2 separate regions of the Homo sapiens genome follow, and region 2 is linked to region 1. Evidence: chromatin contacts called from ENCODE Hi-C data. All regions are on one chromosome and are shown on one strand. Each heading gives the region's core, a stretch centred on a gene start or an enhancer-like site at or near the end of the contact. The rest is flanking DNA. Distances are from core to core; before and after follow the strand shown.

Region 1 (7,939 bases), core at 2,754-5,253:
GGTGGCTCACGCCTGTAATCCCAGCACTTTGGGAGGTGGAGGCAGGTCGATCACCTGAGGTCAGGAGTTCCGAGATCAGCCTGGCCAACATGTTGAAACCCCGTCTGTACTAAAAATACAAAAAAAACCGGCTGGGCATGGTGACGCACGCCTGTAATCTCAGCTACTTGGGAGGCTGAGGCAGGAGAAATTGCTCGAACCCAAGAGGCGGAGGTTGCAGTGAGCCAAGATCGAGCCACTGCACTCCAGCCTGGGCGACAGTGTGAGATTCTGTCTCAAAAAAAGAAAAAAAAAAAGGAAATGAGAGAAAGACTGAATGGAAATTGGTAAGAATACTCAGCACTTAGAAAAGGTGTGGGCAAGGTGGGGATATTCTTGCCCAGGCCAGCCAGGTACAGGTAGCAGCATTGGGGATGTTTCTCCATGGCCCAGACGCAAGGGTAGAGGCCCCAAGGGCAAAACAGCAGAAGCTGGGTGAGCAGAGTCAATAACAGGAGGAGAGCGAACAGAACCTGTGATGAGTTCCACAGCTGGCGCTGCCCAGGGCGAGTGAGCAGTGGGAGGGTGCCACTCAACAGGCTGATGCAAATCCTAACAGGACAGAGACGCTGGAAGCTATAGCATAATAAGAATTGCGTGTGTCTAAGAGTCAGAGGGCACAGCAGAAAACTAAGCTACACCCTGAAGGGTGCAGGTCGGGGGGCAACTGGGCAGAGAGATGGCTTCCTACAGATATGCAGTTCCCTTTCTTTCTTTAACCCTAACAGAGCCATGACTGGAATAGCACATTATCGAGTAGATAAGTTTATTTATTTATTTTTTTAATTTTTTGAGATGGAGTCTCGCTCAGTCGCCCAGGCTGGAGTGCAGTGGTGGGATCTTGGCTCACTGCAACCTCCACCTCCCGGGTTCAAGTGATTCTCCTGCCTCAGTCTCCTGAGTAGCTGGGACTACAGGCGTGTGCCACCACACCCAGCTAAGTTGTGTATTTTTAGTAGAGATGGAGTTTCATCATGTTGCCCAGGCTGGTCTTGAACTCCTGACCTAAGGTAATCCACCAGCCTTGGCCTCCCACAGGTGATCCACCAGCCTTGGCCTCCCACAGTGCTGGGATTACAGGCATGAGCCTCCATGCCCGGCCAGAGTAGATACATTTAATAAATGATCTGTCCCATATCCATGGAGGCAGACTTTTCTCCTTTACTTTTCTTCTCACATCCGTCTCTCTCTCCTCCCTTCCTCTCCTCCCTCTTCCTTCCATCTTTCTCTCCCTCTCAAGTTTGCAGTTGTTTTCTTGTTTTATTCATGGAGAGAAGCTGAACAAGACAGCTTTGGGATGGTGGCTCCCCTTCCCTCTAACCTCAGGTTATCAACATAAGAACATATTTAGAAATGGTCTAGAAGAAGGCAGGGTTAAACGATTTGATCACAGAGCTCAACAATGTTGATGTCTTTGAAAGAAGGATGGACACCCAGACCCGATGGATAAATGCTCAGAATGTAAGGCAGGACAGGCACAGCTCCCACGCCACTTAAGTATCACAGGTATCCTTGGTTTTGGAAAGAGAACTGACAGACATGGACCATGGAGGCAAACCAGCCAGAACGTGCAAGGGCCAAGGGGGCATCTGAGATACCTTTTTGCACTGAACGCACTGCATGGCATGTTGTTTCTCATAGCAGGGCACACAGAAATTCTGATTGTCTTTGGGGATGAAACTCTTGGTTCCAATTGGCTGCTGGCAGCGGTGGCAGATGAAGCAGGTCTCATGCCAGCTGCTGCCCTTGTACTCCATCTTGCGGGTACCTGTCATCAGGGTCAAGAGGAACACAGCAGAGTTATGGTTAGAGGGGTGTGGAGTCCCAGCAATCTGCCTTCAGAGCTTGCTGCCCTCTAGTTTTATGACCAGAGCAAGCCACTTCAGCTCTTGAAGGCTCGCCTCTACATGGAGGTAATTCCTATTTTGTGCAGGGCGTGGACTTTGTCTTTTGGTTCACTACTGTACACCCAGCTCCTAGAACAACACGTGTACATTTTAGGCACTTAACATTTATTTATTGAATACCGTGGTTAGGAATGTTAAATCTAAAAAAAGTTAAGTCTCTCTCAGCAATGCAAAGTATAAAGAGAAGTGTGGCATAGCTCCGATGAATTCCCATGGAGCATGACTTTTGGAGTCTAGGGACTGTATTCACCTATTGCACACCTGATAATGAACACCCCGTCTGGTTCACAGCAGGATGGAAATGGCTAGAGTGTGAATGAACCTGGAACCTCGAACCTGATTCAGTGAGCAGCCTCTACAACACTCACTTTACATACTGCCTGTTGAACCAAGTTGTGATGTATCTAGGTAGTTTTATGCACTGTACTAAGTGCTATAATTAAAACCTACATGTAGTTTTTTTTTGTTTTCGAGACAGGGTCTCACTCTGTCACCCAGGCTGGAGTGCAGTGGTGCGATCCTGGCTCACTGCAGCCTTGAACATCTGGGCTCCAGGGAAACTCCTGCCTCAACCTGAGTAGCTGGAACTACAGGTGCACACCACCATGCCTGGCTGAAATCTTCATGTGTTACTTGTACATCCCATTTAGTAATTGCCTAAACCTACGCCATCCATTGTCTTTTGAATAACTATTAGCATTTGATACATTTCTACCATTTCTCCAAGTGAACTGAGGAGCTCTAGAGAACTGAAACACTTATGGGTCACCCCTGCCACCACCAAGCTGGACTCACTGCAAGTGCTCGGTGTCTGTTGACTGACATTTTTTCATTTTTGTTTGCCAGAAAGAAGTGTATCTATTTATAGTAACGGATGATTCCAGATAGGCGTATAAACAAGTACCCTTCATATAAAGCAAAGGTAAAGAACAATCTGGGGAAATAAGTATCAGGGACAAAGAAAGAGGAAAGTGTTGTAAGTGCCCGGACTAGCTGAGGGGCCTGGCCACTGTGTAAGACCAAATCCAGACTGCTGCCTGCTTTTCAAATGAAGTTTTATTGGAACACAGCCACGCCCATTAATTTACTTCCATTGTTTACATCCGCTTTTAAGCTAGACGGCCGAGTAGTGTGCAGCTGTGTGCAGTTGTGCAGTTGTTGTGTAGTTGTAATAGTTGAGTAGTTGTGACAGAGACTGTATGGTCCACAAAGCCCCAAATATTTATCTGATTTTTGAAGGAAAAATGTTGCCAATCCCTGGGGACTGTGGCATGAGGGTCACATACATGTGACTTCAACTGGGGGTCAGGGAATGATGGGGAATCAAGCCGACAGAGGGACTGCCCCGCTCCAGACCAGGTGGAAGCAGCTGCAGTAACACAGGTGGCTTATAGGAGTCTATAGACTAGTCCATAGCTCTCAGCCCCAAAATCTTATGGTCCCAAGGACAAAGCTAGGGGTTGTATTTTAGCTGGCTAGAAAGTTGGTCATGAAATGTCTGTCCTCCAGTAATTAGGAATGTGCTGAGAATTATCACGATTGTTATTTAGGATCATTTTCTCAGCTTCCTGTACTTCCAAGACCAGACATTTGAGATTATATAAAATAAGCAGGGTGTGTGTTGGGGGGCAATGTGTGAGAGGGAATTTGGGATGGTGACACGCAGCGATCTTTTAATTCAAAACTAAGCTGTACAATCTATGGAATTCAATTGTGGGGTGATGAATCCTAAAACAAACATTACATGAAGCAATTGAAATTCAAGTAAAAATAGTGGAAGGACTTTGAATTCACAAAGATTTTCTTCAACCTCCATGCATACTTTTGTCACTTGCTCTTTGGATCTCTGACATTCATTCTGATCAAGCAGCCCAGAAGCCAAAGGATTTTGCCAATGAATATGGGGCAATTATGACTCTCATGGCATTCTTGTCGAGTTCTGAAATAAGTCTGATCAGATCAACACCAGTTCGAGGGCAACTCTACGTGCAGGGAATGCACAGGGCACCTGGAGCCTCAGGGACATGGCGCGTGCACCTCAGGCATGGCGACAGCAGTGGCCGCAAGCCTGCATGGTCATATGCAGCAATACCGGCAGGTGGCAGGAGCGTTCCTTCTCCTAACTGAATCGCACACTCTGAACCAAGTCTCCCGCAGGCGGAAGCGCAGTCTTGAAGAAGGGATGTCTTAATCTGATTCAAATAGTCAAATGAGGCTGGCTGCGGTGCCTCAGCCTTGTAATCCCAGCACTTTGGGAGGCTAAGGCGGGAGATCTCTTGAGCCCAGGAGTTGGCGACCAGCCTGGGCAACATAGAGAGTCCCTGTCTCTACCCCCCCAAAAAAAAAATTAGGCGGGTGTGGTGGTGTGTGCCTGAGGTCCTAGACACGTAGGAGGCTGAGGTGGGAGGATCATTTGAGCCCGAGAGGTCAAGGCTGCAGTGAGCAGTGATCGTACCACTACTCTCCCGCCTGAGCGAAAGAGCGAGATCCTGGCTCAAAAAAAAAAAAAGTCAAATGAGGAGCCAGAAATTTGGTTGCAGGGTTGGAGACAGAATCGCTACTTGAGTCTGCTCAGAGGCTGTGGTGCATCTGTAAGCAACGTCTGCTAATAGGGGCGCGAGAGCCGGTAAACCCCAGCACTGGGGTTACTGATGGTATTCCAGTTTCCTGATTGGTCATCAGGAAACTGACTTGTGTGGGGGGTGTGGAGCTGGTGGGTGAGTTTTTCACTTGTCCTCTAAATGTAAATTCACCGCAAAAGCTGTGCACTGACGCTGTAAACCCATATTCATCTTGAATGGGTTCTAACACTTTTAAAAATCAAACCCAGGCAAGCAAGTGCTTTGATTCAGTGTTTTGTCGGTGCTGGTTTGTTTTGCATACACCGGGATTCTTCTAGACGCCCTGCCTTTGGTGCCCAGTCCGTTTCTTCTGGCAGAGGCACCTGTAAAATGGGGATGAAGCCATCCAACCCAGGGAACACCGAAGATTCAATGGGATTCTGTAAAGCAGCAGGGTCTGACGCCTGTGTGTGTGCTCAGGGGCTGGAAGCTGTAGCTGTGTTGTTATTATTACTACACAGCATTTCTTACCACAGAGCCTGAATTCTTGCTTCCCCCATTCCTTAGTAGAAGAGGCTGCCGGCCAGTTAATTCTCAGATATTCAGTATGGGTTACCTCTCACTGAACATTAGGTTTTTACTTCTTATCTGATCATGTTTTTCTTTTCTTTCCCTCCCCAGTAAACACCATGAGAAAGGGAAGGTGTGATGGTTAATTTTATGTGTCAGCGTGGCTGGGCTCTGGTACCCAGTTGTTTGGTCAAAAAACAGGTTTACTTGTTGCCGTGAAGGTGTTTTTTAGATGTGACTAACATCTAAGTCAGCAAGCTTCGAGTGCAGCACGTTACCCACGTATCAGGGCCGGGCTTCATCTAATCGGTAGTGGGCCTTAGGGGCAAAGACTAAGGTTTCCCTAAGGGCAACTAATTCTTCTCAAGACTGCAATAGACACACCCTGCCTGAGTTTCCAGCCTGCCGCCCTACGGAATTCAAATGCTCCCATTTGGAACTGCAGTATCATCTCTTCCCTGAGCCTCCAGCCTGCTGCCCTGTTCTATAGATTCCAGACTTACCGCCTCCACAATCTCATGAGCCAATCCCTTGAAATCTCTCTCTCTCTCTCTCTCTCTCTCTCTCCTTATGTATGTATCTATGTGTATACATTTCCTTGATTGATTCTGTTTCTCTGGAGAACGTGACTAACACAGAAAGTCAAGACAGGTGAAAAATTCAAAATCCGGGAAATATGCATACTTTTTATGTCATGGTTGGTGCTAACAGTTAAAGTCTTTAAACAGCCCCTAGAGTCCCCAGTGGAAGCTTCCTTGGGCCCTTGTTCAGGAAACTAGTAAGGGTTTAATTTGTTTTTCAATTAATGTCGTGGTTCTTATTGTTACTGAGTGTTGTGTCTCTGCAGTGACTCCCTGTGGGGCAGGACACAGGTCAGCCTGGCTTTCTACGGGCTTCAATTCTCATTTGCACTGTCGCACAGCACTGGGGCCCGAGTTTCCAGCCTCTGCAGGATCCACATGATCTTAGAAGAGGCCTTCTTGCCTGGAGCTGCCCCATCTAAAGTCACCATGCAGCCCTTCCAGCTGTTTTCCCTTACAGCTGCCAACAGGGCTGGGACTGTGTCAGCCTGGGCATTTTTCTTCCCTGTCATAGTGTGTCACAGTTGTTTTAAAGTTATATTAACCAGAGAAATGTAGTGGCAGTAAGAAACCATCTTACCAAAGGTCAGATTACCTCCTTGCCTTTTTAAAAAATGATTATTCCTTATCCTACATAACTTTCTTTTTTTTTTGAGACGGAGTCTCACTCTGTCACCCAGGCTGGAGTGCAGTGGCGTGATCTCAGCTCACTGCAAGCTCCATCTCCTGGGTTCAGGCCATTCTCCTGCCTCAGCCTCCCGAGTAGCTGGGACTACAGACGCCCGCCACTATGCCCGGCTAATTTTTTGTATTTTTAGTAGAGACAGCGTTTTACCATGTTAGCCTGGCTGGTCTCAAACTCCTGACCTCGTGATCCGCCCTCCTTAGCCTTGCAAAGTGCTGGGATTACAGGGGTGAGCCACCACACCTGGCATCCTACATATATTTCTAAACTATTTCCCATATGTCAGTCTCTTCAGTATTTCTTTATTATCAAAAACAAAGCAAACCAACATGATGAAACCCCATCTCTACTAAAAATACAAAAATTAGCCAGGTGTGGTGGTGCACGCCTGTAGTCTCAGCTACTTAGGAGGCTAAGGCAGAAGAATCTCTTGAACCTGGGAGGCAGAGGTTGCAGTGAGTCAAGATTGCACCACTGAACCACATTGGCCAGGCCGATTTCAAACTCCTGACCTCAAGTGATCCACCCACCTCAGCCTCCCAAAGTACTGGAATTACAGGTATAAGCCACCGCACCCAGCTTCTTTCTGTATTTTGAAATTCCACATATTTTTGTCCACTTTGCTTTTTAAAATAAAAGATTCTGCTCTCCTACATAAAAAACAAAACAAAACAAATAACTCCCCCCACATACACACACAAAAAAACCATGAGGGACACAGTCCCATCAACACACAAGGCACCTTTATTGCCATCCTCGGCACCTGGCCCAGTTGCGGCTGTGCCCTTTTTGACTGTCCGTCTAGAACACCAACTCTACAAGGGCAGAGGACCAGGTGCACCTCGGCTCACACCCTACGAATGCTCAGCTCGAGCCCAGTGCCTGGCACGCAAGGGCACCATGCACACTTGGTGAAATAACTGAATGAGTACAAATTCAGCAGGTAGAAGGGAAGAAAAGAGAAACTATCTATGGTGGTGGGAGAGTGGGGGCTGATGCAGGAGATGTATTTTTAAGGGGGATACCCACCATTTTCTTACTCTAACAATTTGACTGCATAACACTGCCCCACGTGCACAGCAAAAAGATCCCGTTACTGCCCATGATAGAACCTGTATGTCCCTGCTTCGTAAGTACTCTAAATACTCCTCTGCAGTTCAAGGTCAAACTGGAAAGTCAACACGAGTGTCTGGAACCAAGTCAATGTGAACAGGGGGTCAGAGGAACGTGCACAAGGCTTGAAGCTAGACTGGCTCACGCATGAGAAAGGAGTGCCTCCTGACCTGGCATGATGGTCTTCTTGCATTCCTGGCACTTGGATGAGTACTCGTTGGAATAGCAGTCTGTACAGAGCAGCTGGTCCTCCTTGGCAGCAAAGGGCTTGTCCACCAGTGAGTTTCTGCACTGCGAGCAGTGGAAACAGGCTTCATGCCAGTGCCGGTCCTTGTAAGACAAGTCCTGTGGGGCCAGACCACACAAGACAGTCAGAGGCAGGACAGGAGGGCTTGGACCCACAGCATAGGGGCCCCTTGCGAATCTGCAGGGCAAACAAGGAAAGAAGTTGGGCCGAGGCACCCTGGCGCACCCACATTCATG
Region 2 (7,939 bases), core at 2,256-4,755, 410 kb after region 1:
TGAGATGGTCTCCCTTTGTTGCCCAGGCTGGAGTGCAGTGGTGTGATCATGGCTCACTGATGCCTTGAACTCCTGGATTCAAGCAATCCTCCTGCCTCTGCCTCCTTAGTAGCTGGGACTACAGGTGTGTAGCACCCCACTCAGCAAATTTTTTTTTTTTAATTTTTCTGTAGAGACAGGCCCTCACTGTGTTATCCAGGCTGGTCTGTAACTCCTGGCCTCAATCCATCCACCTGCCTCAGCCTCCCAAAGTGTTGGAATTACAGGCATGAGCCACCTACCATCTGGCCGTCACTCACCTTTTTGCCAGTGAGTGCCAAGGATATTTTTCTTTAAGAAACCAACATCAGCAATTGCAGTTGTTTCTCGAATCCTCTAACACTGGCTTAGTCCCCCTTGTCCCTCTCCTTTCCAGCCACCCGCTTGAGGCAGACCTGTCTTCTCGCCGTCTGGTACACGTGCCGGCCTCCATCAGTCCATGCACCTTTGCTCATGCTGGTTTTTCATCCCTGGAATGCCTCCTTGTTTCCCACATGCTCAGCTCAGGGCCATCACCACTGCACCTGGAACCTGCTGGGCAGGTAACTTCAGTGTCATAGAAAGACCCCATGGTGTCTGGCATCTGTGCTTCATACTTCATGTCTTTCCTTCCCCTTCCCCAGTCCTCTGTCAGCACCCAATACCATAGTATCCCTTTGACACTATGGTTCATTTCTTATATGCTAGAGCATCCTGGTTTATGGATATTTTTTCTTTGGAAGACTTGAAGCAGCAGTCACCCACTCAACAACTATTTGAGCACCTACTCTGAGCCAGGTGCTATTTCAGGCCCTGGTGATCCTGCGGTGGAAAAGGAGCACCCAAGTGCTTGCTCCCCTGAGCTTGTGTCTGGCAGGCTGCCTGGAGAATCGGTAGTGGTGTGGACTGTTGTCTTTTGTTCTTATGCAGTGTTTTGGGTAGTCCAGCAGTCTTTTCTTTAACTGTTTTTATTTGCCTTAAACAAGACAAAACCCTCTGTTTATAAGAAAGATGTCAGAGGTACCAAAATGAAGTGTGCATCTGGAAGTCCTCAGGTGGAAGATGTGGATTTTTCCAGCTATCTTTTTTTTTTTTTTTGAGACGGAGTCTCGCCCTGTTGCCCAGGCTGGAGTGCAGTGGCACAATCTTGGCTCACTGCAACCTCTGTCTCCCAGGTTCAAGCAATTCTCATGCCTCAGCTTCCAGAGTAGCTGAGACTACAGGCACGTGCCACCACACCCAGCTAATTTTTGTATTTTTAGTAGAGACAGGTTTTCACCATGTTGGCCAGGCTGGTCTCGAACTCCTGACCTCAAGTTATCCCCCCGCCTCAGTCCTCTAAAGTGCTGGGATTACAGGTGTGAGCCACTGTGCCCAGCCTCCAGCTATCTTAGTAACAGATGTTTTAGGTACCTGAGTCCTCCTCACAGTAGCTGAGCCCTTACAGCAAGCCTTAACTTGGCTGTGTGATGATGGTCTGACTGGTCTGACAGATGCTCAGTATTTTCTGTGTTGGCAAAAATAAAATTGATGTATTGGTCAGAATCTGGTGGCCCTCCCTGTGAATGGACCCCTTGGGCCCTGGTGTGTTGAGCCCCTGGAACAATGTATTTGGGTCCCAGAGTCAGATTTGATCGTCTCAATTTGGGCAGGTGTCCACTGCAGGTCTGGTCATGTGGCTGGGGAAGGCACACACACAACGAACTCTAGACCTGGCTGTTGGGGCCTGTCCACTCTGTGGTGCGGTAGGGAGAGGAGGTGTCAAGTTGTCTGGGGCCTGGATGACGAAATCTGTGTTCCACAAGTACACTCAATTTTTAACTCACGTTTATTTTGTAACTTTTGTGAAGCATTCATTGGACACTGAGTACTGGGTATCATCTATAAAGCCACTTTTCTTTTTGAGTTATGTGTTGAAAGAAATGTGGCTTAATGAGCCGTGTAGATGTACAGCTGAAAAAACGCTTTCTAAAATCATTACCAGTCCAGGCACCGGTGGCTTATGCCTGTAATCCCAGTGCAGGAGGATCAGTTGAGGCCAGGAGCCTGAGGCCAGCCTGGGCTGTATAGCAAGGCCCTGTCTCTACAATGATAATAATAATATAATAATAATAATAATTACCAGATGGATTCATGTAGAAATTGAGTCACACCATGGTGTCTGAATACCTTGTCATCTGATGTTAGCTAAACTTTAGTTTTTAAAAAATAGTAATAAGTGGTATTTGTTGAGGGGTGGTTTTTACGTGTTAGTCATGTTGTAAGTAATTTGCACTGTGTGTGGCATGTGGGTGCCTAATCAATGAGAATTTGCCTGTTTCTTTGTGGATTTTTAATTTTTCATGATGGGAAATTTCAAAATTTAAGAATCCTGAATCCTGGTGTGCCTGTCACTGGACATCAGTAGTTAACTCACCTCATTCCCTTCCCTGATCTCTGGGCTCCCTATTAGATTATTCAGATTCCAGGTAGATAGATAATTATTTTTAACCGAAATTTAGTTTTTAAAATTTAACTTCAGATTGATCTTGTTTGAACTTAATCATTTTTCCTCTGACTTGCTTATTTTTTTCAGTTGTCATTGTAGCACATTGATGTGTTCTTTCTTATCTCCTTTTGGGTTTTAAACATTATTTATGAATTTATGCCTTAACTTAAATTGTCTACAGCTTCTGCTGTAGACAAAGGAGCTGTTTGTTTCATGCAACCTTTCAAGTGAAGAATAATCAGCTAATTACAACTGTTTGAAAATTAGCTTCCTTTTTGTTTGTTTGTTTTTCCTTCCTACCCTGGGAGCCTGGCTGGCATCACTGGGAGCACCACACCTCCCGGTGTGGTGAGCTTGGGAGCTACCTTGATTCACTTGGATTCTTTTAATGTGTATTTGTGTTTTTGTGCACTAATCAGGCTCATTATTTTCTCATCTGTAAATGAGAAACTTGGAATAGCTGGTCATCAAAAAGTTCCTTTTTGATTTTGTGGTTACCAAAACCAAAACAAAGCACCACCACCAACAAAAAAAACAGTGCGAGGGATAATTGTTGACCGTCAGTTGCTTAGGGAGTTAATGACTTCCACCTGGGAAATAATTTGAAAAAATGTCCCCCTTGTATTTTGGTTTGGCCCAATTTGGTGTGGCCTGGAGCATGTCCCTTACTGCAGGCCACCTCTGGGGGTGTGGGTGCGGAGCAGGCCATGCCTGGCTGGGGACCTCCCCTAGGAATCTCAGTGCTCTGCCCTGCCATTCGCTCCCACTTCCTGTACGTTGCTACAGTGTCCTGGGTGGGGACACCCCAACTTCCGTCCCAGCGACAGAAACCGTACATCCTGGGTTTTCTGTAACACTCAGTTTCTTACCTTTTGCCCTTTATTTCTATAAGTCCTCCAAATATCTTAACATTTCAACATCTTCTGGAAGCAGCCAAAGCACGTTTGGGGGAGGGAGTTCAGAACCCCTGTCACCATGCATATACCAGGTGGGCCCATTTGACTGGGACAGGGTGGCCGCCCTCCAGGGTGTACAGTCACCCAGCTGTGGTTGGGGGCTGCTTCCTGTGCCATGCCATCTGCTAGCCTACCCACCCGTGGAGGGCTCCTGCATGCTGCCAGCCTTGGGTTGTCCCCTGGCCTGGCAGGGGACCTCTATGACATTTTGAGCATGATCAGAAAAAGGAACTTGTGGATTTTCTTTTAGGGTTAGCTGGTGAGCAGATGATGCCAGCTAGCAAGCCACCTTCCTCCTCCAGCCAGCCTCCCTCGTTTTAGCTCAGCCATCCCAGCAGGGCTGGACTTAGTCCAGGCTCCGGGCTCCCAGCTCCTGGCTGCAGGGATCTTTAGCAGTCGGACCACACGTGACTATTCGAGGGTACCATAGCCCTCTGGTTTCTTTCTGGTAGTCAGTACTGCTGACCTCACTTTTCAGATAATCTCTGCTCTCCTCTGGCCTTGGGGTTCTTCCTGACCCCTTGGAGCCTCTCTCAGTAAATGGAAACCTCCTAGGGGTTTCATATAGGCAGAATCTAGTATGGGGAGTGGCTTCACGAGAGTGTGAAGGGCTGGACAGCCAAAGGCATCTTCCCCAGAGATCAGAGACTAAGAAAGCTGCCGCTGTCCCTAGGTCTGAAGGGCAAAATGAGGCCTTGAGAGTTCCCAGAGCCTGAGAGCAGGTGCTCTCCTCACTGCTGCTGCCGCCGAGCAGGAATTCTGAGCCCACGGCCCTGCGGCTGTCACTGGGCACTCCACCGATGGCAGCTGGAACCTTCTACTCTCGTCACTGCTGCTTTAGGAACCTGCTGTCCCCATAGCCACGAGCCGGGGTGTTGCGGGGGGGCAACGCTTTGCCCTTCCTCCTGCCTTTTAATGTTGCACCTGGTTGTGTCTTTGACAGAACTTAACCAGAATCCAGCTGGCAAGGGTAGCTTTCAGGTACAGAGGAGGGCTGGGGCAGTCCTCACACCAGGAGGCCACATCTTGCACACAGACTCCTGAGAGTGTGGGTGGAATGAAATGACCCAGTGCTCACCACCTGGCACGGCGTGGGTGGAGAGTGGTAGGTGCTGTGCATTTTCTGTATGGATCAATGGAAATGGGATATTGATAATCATGCGGATTATACCCACACACCAAAATGGAAAAACAAAACAAATGAAAAGTTTAACATGACCTGCTTTGGCCAGTGGAAATGACTATAAATGACTTCAGTTGCAGCTGTTCTCCGGGTAACAGTCTGTGGACACCAATGCGCACAATTCCTATCAAGGTCCTGTGTGTAGAGCCACTGTGGACACTGTGGTTCTCTGGTGCATATGTTGTGGGTGGAGAAGCAGACCACTTGAAGCCCTGGTAGGAACTGTTTGCTCCTGTCAAGCAGGAAACAAACACGTGCATCTTGAAAATGCCGAGCTCCCTTTGCAGTTCTGTGCTCGTATTGAAGAGAGGATCGGTACTGGGGTGACAGCTCACAGGATTCCAGCAGCAGCACCTTGGTTTCGCCTAGCCGTTCAGCCTTTGCCTGTCTTCTTGTCATGGAAAGTTCTTTTGTTTGAGACCTGGACTTTGTGAGTCTCTCCTAGCTCCCTTATTTGCACCTGCCTTTTCTCCTCACCTTCTTCAGCTGTGCTTGGAGGAGCTGCCAAAGTGGCAGTAAAAGAAACCCCATTGAGCTCTGTGAAGTGAGAGAAATTTGTCCTAAGGACAAGATGTGTTGTGAAGGAGATGTTGGCAGGCCTCTGGGACTGGGTCCCGGGCTTAGAGGGGGACTGGGGACCTAGAAAGCCCCCTGCCTCTCAGCTCTATCCCTCTGCACATTACAGACTGGCCGTCCCTATCCCAGCACATGTGGTAGTGACCTTTGCCAACATCCTGGAGGCATGTGTCTCCAGCAGAGGCTGGAGCCTTCAGGATCTGTTCTGTGTTCTAGCCTTGAGGAAAGAGCTGCTTTGGCCCAGTTTGGTCAGCTGCCCACTCTGACCACATCTGCTGACCATCCTCTGTGGCGTGGGAAGTGGTGGTGTGTAAGAACACACCTGCCCTTAACACTGTGTGCATGGGGACCAGGGAAGGGCGGTGATGGCAGAGGGAAGAAGCCCTTGGTTCTGGGCAGCCTCTCCATGGGGATTTGCCGGCAGAGTTAACTCTCACAGAGTAATGCAGGATGCTGGTGGCTGCGTGAACCAAAGGTGCCCCTATTAACTGGAGTTTCTGCACATTCCTCCTTAGGCTGGGAAATCATGCCCTTGTTACTGCACTGGTTATGTGTATCAATTGAGATAATGGTTATTTTTTTCTTCTTTCATTTCTTATTATTTTTGTAGAGACAGGATCTCACTCTCTTGCCCAGGCTGGAGTGCAGTGGTGTGATCATAGCTCGCTGCAGCCTCAAACTTCTGGGTTCCAGTGATCCTCCTGCCTCAGCTTCCCAAGTAGCTAGGACTATAGGCACACACCACTATACCAGGCTAATTGAGATAATGGTTATTTTTTTTTTCAAGAGCTTTAAGAATATGCTTTAAGAATATCTTTTTTAAACTTGGAAATTCAATATTTAAATGTTAAAACAAATAATTGAGAATAATTTTCATTAATAATCCATCATAAGGCTGGGCACAGTGGCTCACACCTGTAGTCCCAGCACTTTGGGAGGCTGAGGCAGGTGGATCACTTGAGGTCATGAGTTTTTGGCCAGCCTGGCCAACATGGTGAAACCCTGTCTCTACTAAAAATACAAAAATTAACTGGGCATGGTGGCACATGCCTGTAGTCCTAGCTACTCTGGAGGCTGAGGCATGAGAATCGCTAGAAACTGGGAGACAGAGGTTGCAGTGAGCCGAGATTGTGCCACTGCACTCCAGCCTGGGCAACAGGGCGAGACTCCGTCTCAAAAAAAAAAAAAAAAAAGAATCCGTCATAAAATGTGTTTATTAAAATCACTCCTGAAGAAAACAGAAAACACCTAGACTTGAGGCTTTTAATCTTTTTTAATTAACTAAAGGGGATACTTTAAGTTGATTGCCATGTGACTGTTATATATAGAGCTTCAGTCTGTCTGAATATGGCTGCATCTCTGCCACCTACCAAGTGGTGGGTGGCTGCGTCCAGCTGAACTTGGCTTCCTGGAGCTGGGTGCAGCCTCCTGGCTGCAGACCTGAAAAGGACTGCCCATTCTTTGTGCTTTACACTTGGCCTTGTGGGCAGATGGAAAGGAGAGCTTGCTCTCCGCCCACGGGAGACGTATGCAGGTGGAGGAGAGGAGGAAAGAGCTTTGATTTTTTTTTTTCCCACTAATCAGCTTTTGAATTGAGCCTCTTGGTCAGACCATGATTTAAAACGCACACTCACATACATATACATAGTAATTCCCTAGCAGAAATGTAGCTTTGTAGAGTCCTCACGTTCTGTATGATGGATTAATTCCCTTAGTTATAGGAAGGAGAAACTGATATGGGGAAAACAGCCTGAATGCCATAGCCTACGAGACCGCCTTCACCCTCTCATTCAGGATAGCGTGTACATATCCACATACTTCACAGCTCAGCGAATTCTCAAGACCTCCTGTGTGTGCTTCCTTGGGTTATTTAATTCAATTCTACTCTTTTCATAAACTACTCTAATTTCCGTTTTTCCAGTTTTGCCTTTACCTTATTCAATGGCATTATTTTAACTGAGCATATTTTGGACGTACTAGAAATGAAGCATATTTCCTTTGTTTTAAAATTTCTGGTTGCAAGATTAATCAAGAATAATAAATATTTATTGTAGAATATTTGGAAGGTTTTTAAAGTGAAATTTCTATTAATAAAACCATTGCTTCTCAGCATCTAGATTAAGTTGGGACCTGATAGTCATAAATATTTAGATGTCTGTCACATTTATTTCCATAATATGGGAGAGAGATATATACACACACACACACACACACACACACACACACACACACATTCATCTAAAGGACACACACACATACTCTCTCCCTTTCTGGCTCTCTCATTTTCGTTTGGTATCTGGGTTAAAATTCTAATGTTCATCCTCAAATCCTGCTTCTCGCTCATGTCCTGTGTCACATCCATATAGATGTTGAATAAAGTGATAACCACATTTTTGTCATCTATACCTGGGCACTATTGAGAGTGGGAGGGGTGCTGTCTGTAATTATGCTGAAACATCAGTCACCAGTCAGAGCCCCTGGTCACTGATGTGGTCTGAATGTGTCCCTCATATGTTGAGATCCTACCCCCCAAGGTGATGGTATTTGGAGGTGGGGCCTTTGGGAGGTGATTAGGTCGTAAGAGGGGAGCGCTTGCAAATGGGATTAATTTCCTTACGGAAGACACCCCAGAGGGCCCCCTCACCCCTTCAGCATGTGAGGACACAGCAAGAAGCCGCCGTGTAGGAACCAGGAAGGAGGCCCTTACCAGACACTGAA

The links. Hi-C counts contacts between places; a loop is a spot of excess contacts on that map. Pooled maps may share reads with other maps.
Region 2: a loop to region 1 is called in a pooled map, with 3 times the contacts of the local background. The contact joins two enhancer-like sites. A Hi-C loop is called at or near these places in 1 of 168 maps with a recorded cell type or tissue (psoas muscle), 1 of 37 single-sample maps with no recorded cell type and 3 of 50 pooled maps.

The regions. Positions count from the first base shown.
Region 1 is chr2:105,365,933-105,373,871 of GRCh38, forward strand. FHL2 (four and a half LIM domains 2) reads right to left here. Exons shown (of 7, transcript NM_001318895.3): 4 at 7,627-7,801; 5 at 1,638-1,807. It also overlaps a transcript of C2orf49 not described here. Among named protein-coding and RNA genes, the nearest start is that of FHL2, 29 kb to the right of the region's middle. RefSeq lists enhancers at 3,478-3,979, 3,980-4,479. Within about 2 kb of position 4,004, at least 12 of the 41 ENCODE cell types and tissues checked have a DNase peak (open chromatin) inside an H3K27ac peak, as active enhancers do.
Region 2 is chr2:105,772,911-105,780,849 of GRCh38, forward strand. The region is part of intron 1 of NCK2 (NCK adaptor protein 2); the gene reads left to right. Among named protein-coding and RNA genes, the nearest start is that of NCK2, 32 kb to the left of the region's middle. RefSeq lists enhancers at 3,615-3,714, 3,775-3,884, 4,995-5,495. Within about 2 kb of position 3,506, at least 9 of the 41 ENCODE cell types and tissues checked have a DNase peak (open chromatin) inside an H3K27ac peak, as active enhancers do.